Linked DNA regions of Homo sapiens: region 2 is linked to region 1. A link is an interaction called in ENCODE POLR2A ChIA-PET data of the cell type or tissue named here. Cell type or tissue: Caco-2. All regions are shown on one strand. Each heading gives the region's core, and the rest is flanking DNA. Links, peaks and the distances in the headings are about the cores only. Region 1 overlaps NRXN2 (neurexin 2). Region 2 overlaps RASGRP2 (RAS guanyl releasing protein 2).

Evidence for each region. ChIA-PET counts read pairs that join two places held together with the same protein. Peaks named below come from ENCODE experiments on the same cell type or tissue, not always from the same donor. Only the 100,000 strongest peaks of a DNase experiment are listed, where the experiment ranks them.
Region 2: POLR2A ChIA-PET joins it to region 1 with 5 read pairs; 13 of 35 experiments call an interaction of 5 or more read pairs at or near these places.

Annotation. Positions count from the first base shown.
Region 1 is chr11:64,669,213-64,673,592 of GRCh38, forward strand. All of the region lies in intron 7 of NRXN2 (neurexin 2), which reads right to left. Among named protein-coding and RNA genes, the nearest start is that of NRXN2-AS1, 28 kb to the left of the region's middle. In Caco-2, for the core only: no CTCF peak of the experiment used is centred there; no DNase peak of the experiment used is centred there.
Region 2 is chr11:64,727,886-64,732,265 of GRCh38, forward strand. RASGRP2 (RAS guanyl releasing protein 2) reads right to left here. Exons shown (of 17, transcript NM_001098671.2): 13 at 2,168-2,309; 14 at 1,877-1,913; 15 at 978-1,157. Among named protein-coding and RNA genes, the nearest start is that of NRXN2, 6.9 kb to the left of the region's middle. In Caco-2, for the core only: no CTCF peak of the experiment used is centred there; a DNase peak (open chromatin) is centred at 2,126.

The DNA.
Region 1 (4,380 bases), core at 76-4,075:
GGGGTTGCCTATTGGGGTTGATTTCCACCCCTGCAGCCCAATCTCCAGGTTTGCACTTCTAGCCCTTTCCTGAGTCTGTCTCTTCACTCCTCAGGTCTCCTTATATTCAGGTCACTCTCTTGCCTCCAAAGGAGAGGGGAGCCCTTTAGCTACATCAACCCACTCTTCCTTCTTCCTGTCTAATTGCCTTGTCTACTGACACCACTAGAGTTACTCCAGGGAGTCAGGGCCAGCTTAGGGAACAGACGGGGACAGGGCTAACTTAATGAATACCTTGCCCCTGGGCTGAAAGTTCAGTAAGAAAGCAGGATGAGCAGGAATGGGGGAGTACTTGGTATTCCAGGAGGCAGGGGGGCTCAGCGGTGGCCTGGAGAATGCAGAAGTAATCTTAGATGGGGCGGGGCATGACAAGGACAGGAAACTCTCCAACTCTCCCAGTCTCCCCAGGCAAATGCCCACCTTCTCCAAAAAATCTAACTCTACAAGCAGCCCACAAGGTTCAAGACACCCAGAAAGGTTGTGGGAGAAGGGCCAAGGGCTATGAGACCACGAGCCCCTACTCTAGGAAGGCAGTGGTTTGGAAGGGTCAGCTGGGAAAGAAGGCAGAGCTCTGCAGGGTCAACAGGAAGCTGGCTCAGGGTTAGCCCAACACTGTGCTTCTGCAGGCCACAGCTCACCCCATTTCTCTTTCGGGAACAGTCTAGAGATTGGGGCCTTCCAGTCACATCCTATGCCCTCCTCACCCACACCAGTCTATATGCACATGCCACCAGCCATCTTCCAGCGACTGGTCTCCAGGGGTCCATGGTCTCGGTGGGTGAGGTGGAGGAACTCCAAAGGGACATGAGCAGAACTGGGGTAAGGGAGCTTCCTGCCCTCCCAGGACCCCAAGTCCCCCTTGTGCTTGGCTGGAGCCTCGCAGTGAATAGGGTAGAGCTAAGCCCCACTCTCCACCTCCTGGGAACCATCAAACCTTGTGCTGGGGTAACTAGGTTCAAGAGCAGAAGGTAAGGGGGTGTCTTTGTGGAAAGGGGCAGTCTGAAAGCTTTTGAGTCTTATTTGAGGGGAGGGCTGGTCATTATCGTTTATTTCTTCTTCCCTCCACCCCACCCTAAGGCTGGGAAGTAGGGGTCTGGGTAGAAGAGGGAAGGGTCAAAGTATTAGTCACAAAAACATGCAAACGAGATTAGACCTGGCAGAGAAGGGCTGGAGAAAGGGAAGAAGGAACTGGGATGAAAGGTCAGGGATAAGACAGGGAGTGGGTAATAGGCTGAATGGGCCTCCCTGGGGCAAATTCAGCTCCATCCAGCCCTCCACCTCCACTCTGCCTGATGCTGCACTGAGGGACCAGGAACTGGGCTGCTGATTACTTCCTGTGCCTAAGTCTGGTCACCCCAACTGGTCAGCTCCTGAGGGGCAGGCACCAGCCTGACATGTCCCTGTAACCCCACTAATCTGAACATAATCCAGGGGATACAGCACACAGTCATTAAAGATCGCCTTATGACCCAGGGCCACACTGCCTGCATCCCCATCTATGAACCTAATACCTAAGGAGCCTGTGACTTTGGTGACAGAAACTCAAGTGCACTCCTGCTTCAGCGCAGGGAAAGGGCTCTTCTGGTCCCAAAGCTCCCCAGGAAGAGAATCTCCTCTTTTGGCCTTCAGCCCACCTGAGCCCCTCAGCTGTGTCCTCCCTCACTGGCCTCAGAAGCCAGGGCACCAGCCACTGGCCATCTCCCTCACCCTATGGGCTCTCTCTATCCCACTCCCTTTGCCAAAGTCACCCTCCCTTTGCACTCTCAGACTTAGAAGAGGTGACAGTGTGGGGTAGAGAAGAGGAAACACCCTCCTCAGTTTCCCTCCTGACTGGGCACAATCTCACCTTACCCCCTTGGGCTTTTTGCAGATCACTCCCATGTGCTCCCTACCCGGAAAGGGCTGCCTTAATCACCCTCTTATGACCCAGGGGTGGAGTAGCAGGAGGAAGGACAACATAAGGAAGTGCCCTGAGGAAAGGGATCAGCCAGAGGTGGGGAGTAGAGGGAGATAGTGGGGACGGGTTCTGGGTGGAAAGGAAGCCAAGGGTAGAGGGAATGGAGGAAGGTCTCTGGGGAAGGCAAGGAGGGAGATGACTTAGATTAGTAAAACCCGACTGTTCCCTCAGACGAATCAAAGTCCAGACACAAAAATGGCAGGTTCGTTAGTAAAAGCAGGAAACAGGGGAATAATTCCCCCGGTCCCCCTCCACCCCAGGGGTTCATGATGCCCCTGCCCCCCAACCTCCCCCCCACGCATCTTCTGGAAGGGGTGGGGCCGGTGGGGGAGGAGGGAAGGGAGGGGGCCGTGCGACACAGAACAGCCACTGCAGCTGGACACATGCAGGTTAGAGGAGCAGAGTGAGGGCTAGACCCAGCAGGACAGGCCAGAGAAAGGCAGCCAGGTAAGAAGGCGTGCGGGGCAGGGGCACTGGGAGGAGCAGAGATGGAGGCAACAGAGCTGTGGGGTGCAGGTAGGGAGAGCTTCCTTCCGATGATGGGGGGAAAGAGAGAGGAGTGACCACTAGGACAGAGACACTTATGGGTTGAAAAATAAAGAGAAAAGACATTTGACTCTACCTTCCTCAACAGCAGGCGACCCAACACTCATTCCACCACCCATTCGCCACCGATCACCAACCCCGAGACACACCTGCGTACATACCACATCCTACCCAGGGCAGTGGGACCTTCCAGCTCTCTCCTTCCAAACAGCATCACTGAGACACAGCAGAGTGTCTGCACCCAACCCATGCCAACCCACTCAACACAGACAAGCAGGCCGAGTGGGTACTGAGCTGGCCAAGGGGAATGAGCCAGAGCTTCTGCCCTGGAAGAGTTGTGTCCAGCCAGAGAAGGGAGAGGGTGCAGAGGCAGCAGGAGCCCACTGCCCAGCCCCCACTGTACTCCCCAGGAGCAGAGAGGCTGGCTGGAGGTGGACACAAGGGGCAGCCTGTGACTTGGGTGGGCTCTCAGCCCTCCCTGCTGACCCCACCTCTCTTTCTGCTCCATGCACCTCCCCTGTGGCAGGCTGTGCAGGATATGAAACTAAGTCCTGGCCATAAATAACTCCACATTGGTGGGCACTCCATGTCCACATGCCTTAGGAAGAAAGGCTGAGGAAGAGGGGAAGTATCCTTCTGCCATCTTCTGGAGCCTTTATCAGTTGCCTGTGATGATCACAGGGTCACTAACCTCCTTGGGAGGGGGACTTAATCTGGGGAGAACAAGACGGAGGGCGGGTATTTTTAACTTGTGGGCAAGCTGGCTGAGCTTGGGAGATTCCAAGCCCCTTGATATTGTGTGCAAAACTGCCTCCGTGGGTTTTTTTCCTGTGAGAGTCCATTGCTGTCATCAAATTCTCAAAGGTATCCATGAGCCAAAGGTGGTTAAGAGCAACTAGTCTAGGGGAAAGGTCCTGGCATCCCCTTAGGATTGAGTGGGTGGAAATAAGGGACAAAGACAAAGAGGAAGAAAGGGTCTCCAGGCTGAGTAAGGTACTGCAAGTCCTGCTAAGGGTTTGGGTTAGCTACCTGTTCAATGAGAGGGCAGAAGCTAACCAGAGACTCGGGTTGGAAAGACACACCATGAAGATGGACTGAACCAGCAGGCACAGCCCTGTCATGAATCCTGAGGTCTGGATTTGATAGTTTGGGAATAGAGAGGAAAGAGGTCAGAAATCCTGGGCTCTCATTCAGCCTTTATCCTTTTCCAGAACAATCCCATTTTACCTCTGACTCTCATCTGTGACAGGAGTTTAACAACTGTCGCTCCCATTTCTTCCAGGCTTACTCTGAGCACCAAATGAGAAAACTGAAGTGAAACTCCTCGATATCTGGCTATCTGACCCTAGGCAAGGTGCTTTCTCTGGGCTTCAGCTTTCCCCATCTGTTAACTGGAAACAATCTCTGCCTGCTACTTGCAGTCCAGGCATTCAAGTTTAAATGATATTCAAAAGGGGAAAGCTATTCAAAGAGTCCCAGTGTGTGTACAAAGAACTATCATTATTTGTACAAGCAAACTCCATCAGCCTGATCACACCTAATCCGAACTTCTCAACCTTCTCAAGGTTGGCCTTTTTGCTTTATATCCACCCTCTCCCCCAAGAAGAAGTGCTCAAACAACATGAAAATAGTCCATATAAATGAGTTAGTAAAAATAAATTGGAAACTAACCAAAACCTGTCTGGGGGATGCCTTGGGAATCAGAACACATTGAACCCTGTTACAAGGCCTCTGACTCTGGTCTTGGCTGAAAGAGCTGATTCCTAGTACAGATTTATGAAGGTCTATGAGGCCACCAAAAGGCAACCAGGTCTGTTTATCAGTCAGTATTGCTCATG
Region 2 (4,380 bases), core at 81-4,080, 59 kb after region 1:
CAGCGCAGTTTGCTTAAATGTCAATTTTGTGTGTATTTCACATTTTAGACCCCAGCACTTCTGGAAGGCTCAATGCAAATGGATTTATCTTTTCTATTTTTGAGGATGTATGCCCTGTGCCTGCCTCTGTTTTTTGAGGACTTATGCCAACCCAAACAGTTGTGATCAACTACCTTAGACCCCAGTTTAACATAGTTGTTCGGACTGTTCTCAGCAAAATAATCATTTGGCCAGTTGTCATTCAGCAAACTGACCTAAAACCATCAAATACCCCAAGAGAGCTGCCAGGACATTATCAGGGCAAGGGACTTTCCCCAGAAGAGCCTCCAGAGCAGCCAGAAAGGGAAAGGCAAGCCAATGGCTCATATAACACCTTCTCCAATCCTTTGTTAACCCCTCCAACAAAATAAGACTGTAACTGGAATCTTGAAGCCTCTTTCACTTTTATACCTCTTTATAAATTAGGGTCTCTCTCCTCAGCCTCAGAAGGTCCAGGGCTTCCTGGCCACTTTCTGGCACCCTTACCTGTCCCTTCTTTATTTTTTATTTTTTTTTTTTCTGAGACGGAGTCTTGCTCTATCGCCCAGGCTGGAGTGCAGTGGCGCGATCTCGGCTCACTGCAAGCCCCGCCTCCCGGGTTCATGCCATTCTCCTGCCTCAGCCTCCCAAGTAGCTGGGACTACAGGCGTCCGCCACCACGCCTGGCTAATTTTTTTTTTTTGTATTTTTAGTAAAGATGGGGTTTCACCGTGTTAGCCAGGATGGTCTCGATCTCCTGACCTCGTGATCCGCCCGCCTCGGCCTCCCAAAGTGCTGGGATTACAGGCGTGAGCCACCGCGCCCGGCCTGTCCCTTCTTTATTATCCCACCACAAAAAGAGAATTATGCACTTTGGAATGGCTTCCATCCTGCGTTCTTTGCCCCAGTAGCCCTGCATCCTTCCCTCCACAGGCCAGTACAGAATGACTCCCTCTTACCTGGAGGCCTGGAGCCTCGCCTGCCAGGGCGGGGCAGAGAGAAGCTGAAGGCGCGGTGATGGTGGCTGTGCATGGGTGAGGGTGAGGGTGCAGACCCCTCCAGGCTCACACTCTGGGCCCTGCGCCGACACTCAACTGACAGGCGATCCTTGCACTGCTTGTGGCAGTTCACTCCACAGGCTGGGGGAGAGCAAATGGAGAGCCAGCCAGGGACATTGGTCAGAATACCCTCCATCCCATCCCGCAGGCTTGTGCCCCCCTACCAGGAACCTTTGTTCCTGAGCAGCTGCCCCACCAAAATAAGAGTCTCCTTCCAAAGTGTTCTCCTCCTCCTAATTGTCAGTCTATGCCTTCTCCCATGTTCTCTGTTCCTGGGCAGCTGCGTCATCAAAATAAATGGCCTCTTAAACGCCACTCCCTTCACATCAGTCATCTTGAGCCTCTGATTTTGTGGGGTTTTGGTTTTGGGGGTTTTTTTGTTGTTTTTTTTTTTGAGACAGAGCCCTCTCTGTTGCCCAGGCTGGAGTGCAGTGGCGTGATCTCGGCTCACTGCAAACCCCGCCTCCCAGGTTCAAGCGATTCTCATGCCTCAGCCTCCCAAGTAGCTGGGATTACAGGTGGGTGCCACCACGCCCAGCTACTTTTTGTATTTTTAGTAGAGGCGGGGTTGCGCTATGTTGGTCAGGCTGGTCTTGAACTCCTGACCTCAGGTGATCTGCGCGCCTCGGCCTCCCAAAGTGCTGGGATTACAGGCTTGAGCCACCATGCCCGGCCATGCGCCTCTGATTTTAAGGTACTTCACTCCTTGGCAATTGCCCCACCAAAACAGTAACTCTCCCAAACAAACAAACAAAAAAAAAAAACACTGCCCAGCAGCCCTTCCAGTCATTCCATCTCACCTCGGCATTTGAGGCCCTGCTTGTAGATGCCCAGGATCTGCAATAGAGGAGGGGCCGTGGTGGGAGGAGGGATTTAGAGGTGATGACTCTACTTCTTCCTTCTTGAGGGTGAGACTAGGGCTTTAGAGCCCGCCTCAGGGCCCCGGGCAGAACCACAGGAGGAGAGGCAAATAGAATTACCAGGTTTTCCTGGCTTGAGAAGGGCTCTGGCAGAGGCGGGGCCAGAAGGGAGGGCGGGGCCGGGGCTGGAGGGGCGTGGCTTGGGCCGTGAGCCGGGAAAGGGACTCTCACCAGGGCTTTGCAGTGGCGGCAGGCGACGGGGCGCAAGGAGTTGCTCTCCTGGAAGTTGTGTACGAAGCCCATGCGCCCCCCCAACACAGAGCTGGAGCGCAGGAAATAGGAAACCATCTCCTCCCTGCTGATGCAGCCATCCCTGTGGGGAGTTGCGGGGGCGCTTCAGCTCGGGCCCTCCCCAGAACCATCCACCGCTGGCCTAACCCATCCCACTGTTCCCAGTGTCCTCATGGAACTCCTGATTTTGGACTCCTGTTGCAGAGTAAAGAAAAGGCGGCACTGGACTAGGGGTCAGGCAGATGTGGGAAGTGCCGCTAACCAGTGTGTGGTCTTGGGCCAGTCCCTTTCCCTGGGTTCCTTCTCAGAACAGTGGCCTGTCCTGCCCACTTCACACTTGGTGTGCAAACTAAAATGACTGTGTACTTTCCATGGAACCATCAGCCTCGGGCTCCCGAAGTGTACTGTGTGCAACACCAGTCGGGAGCCCTCAGCAGGGAGAACTCTCTAATGAGTTCTGGGACCAGGAGAGATTGGGAGAAATCGCATCCCTCTCTCTCCTGCATCATCCTGCTGGAAAGACAGCTGTAAATCCAGGGTTTCCCACATAACCCAGGGCTTTCCGCAGAAGCCCTTTTTCACCTATGAATACATTTTAGGGAAAGAATGAGCACGTGTTCTAGACACAGACCTCAGTTCAAATCGCAGCTCTACTTCCCTGCCTCTTGACCTGTAGCGGAGTAATCTCCCTGTCCCTCCGTTTCCTTATCTATAAATGGGTGTAATGATCATTCCTACATTTCATAGGATTTTGGTGAGGATTAAATTAGATGATGCATGTGAAGTTTTACAACAGTGTCTGCACAGATAGGAGGGTCCTCAGCCACCAAGTGCTATTCCCATCGGGACTGGCCCTCGCTTGAGACTCCCACCTGCTTATGAGGGGGCTCATAATGTGTGATCCAGGTGGTCCATCAAATCAAGGGAGCATTAGGATAACTGGCTATCTGAAAAAAATATAGGGCCGAGCACAGTGGCTTACGCCTGTAGTCCCAGCACTTTGGGAGGCCAAGGCGGGTGGATCACGAGGTCAGGAGTTCGAGACCAGCCTGGCCAACATGGCAAAGCCCCGTCTCTACTAAAAATACAAAAAATTAGCCAGGCATAGTGGCAGGCACCTATAATCCCAGCTACTCGGGAGGCTAAGGCACGAGAATCACTTGAACCTGGGAGGTGGAGGTTGCAGCGAGCCAAGATCATGCCACTGCACTCCAGCCTGGGTGACATGGCAAGACACCCTGTCTCAGAAAAAAAAAAAAAAAAGAAAAGATATAATAATTTTATAATCTTGAGGGGCTGAGGGCCTTTCTACACAGAACACAAATCCAAGAAGCCAGAAAGGAAAAGACTGACATATTGAGCACACAAAAGTTTTTAAATTTTATATGGAAAAAGACAACATAAATGACAGACAGGGAGAAAATATTTGCAAACACATTCAACAGCAAAGGGTTAATATCCATTAACAGAGATTCTAAAAATCAATGAGAAAAAGACCAACAAACCCAGTAGAATAATGGACAAGGAATCAGAACAGGCAATTGACAGAAGAAATAAATGGCCAATAAACATATGAAAAGATACCCTACCCCCATTAGTATTAAAGAAATGCAAATTTAACCAAGATACCATTTGCCAATGAGACTGGCAAAATTGTGAAGCTTTTTATAGCATCCACTGTTGGCGAGGAAGTTGGGAAGCAGGCACTTGTACGCTGCTGATGGGGGTGCAAACTGGTACAACCTTGTCTGAGGTCAGTTTGGCAGTCTCTCTCCTAATTTAGAATGTGCATATCTTTTGATCCAATTATCCCACTTCTAGGAATTTCTCCTACAGAAATACTGGCCTGAGTGGATCAGTAAAAGGACGTTCATGGCAGCCTGGCATAGAATCATACTGAAAAACTGGAACAGTCTAACTGTCCATCAGCAGGAGGATGGTTAGGGAAATGATGGACTAACCGCACAGTGGAATACTCTGCAGCTGTTCTAACGAATGAGGTAGTTCTACATGAATCCACATGGAAAGATGTCTGTGATCAAGGGTTAAGTGGAAAACAAGCACAAAGATGAAAAAAAACAAAAAGCAAGGCGTGAAGTTCTGTCAAGATGGTGATTTTTAGGCCGGGTGCACAGTGGCTCATGCCTGTAATC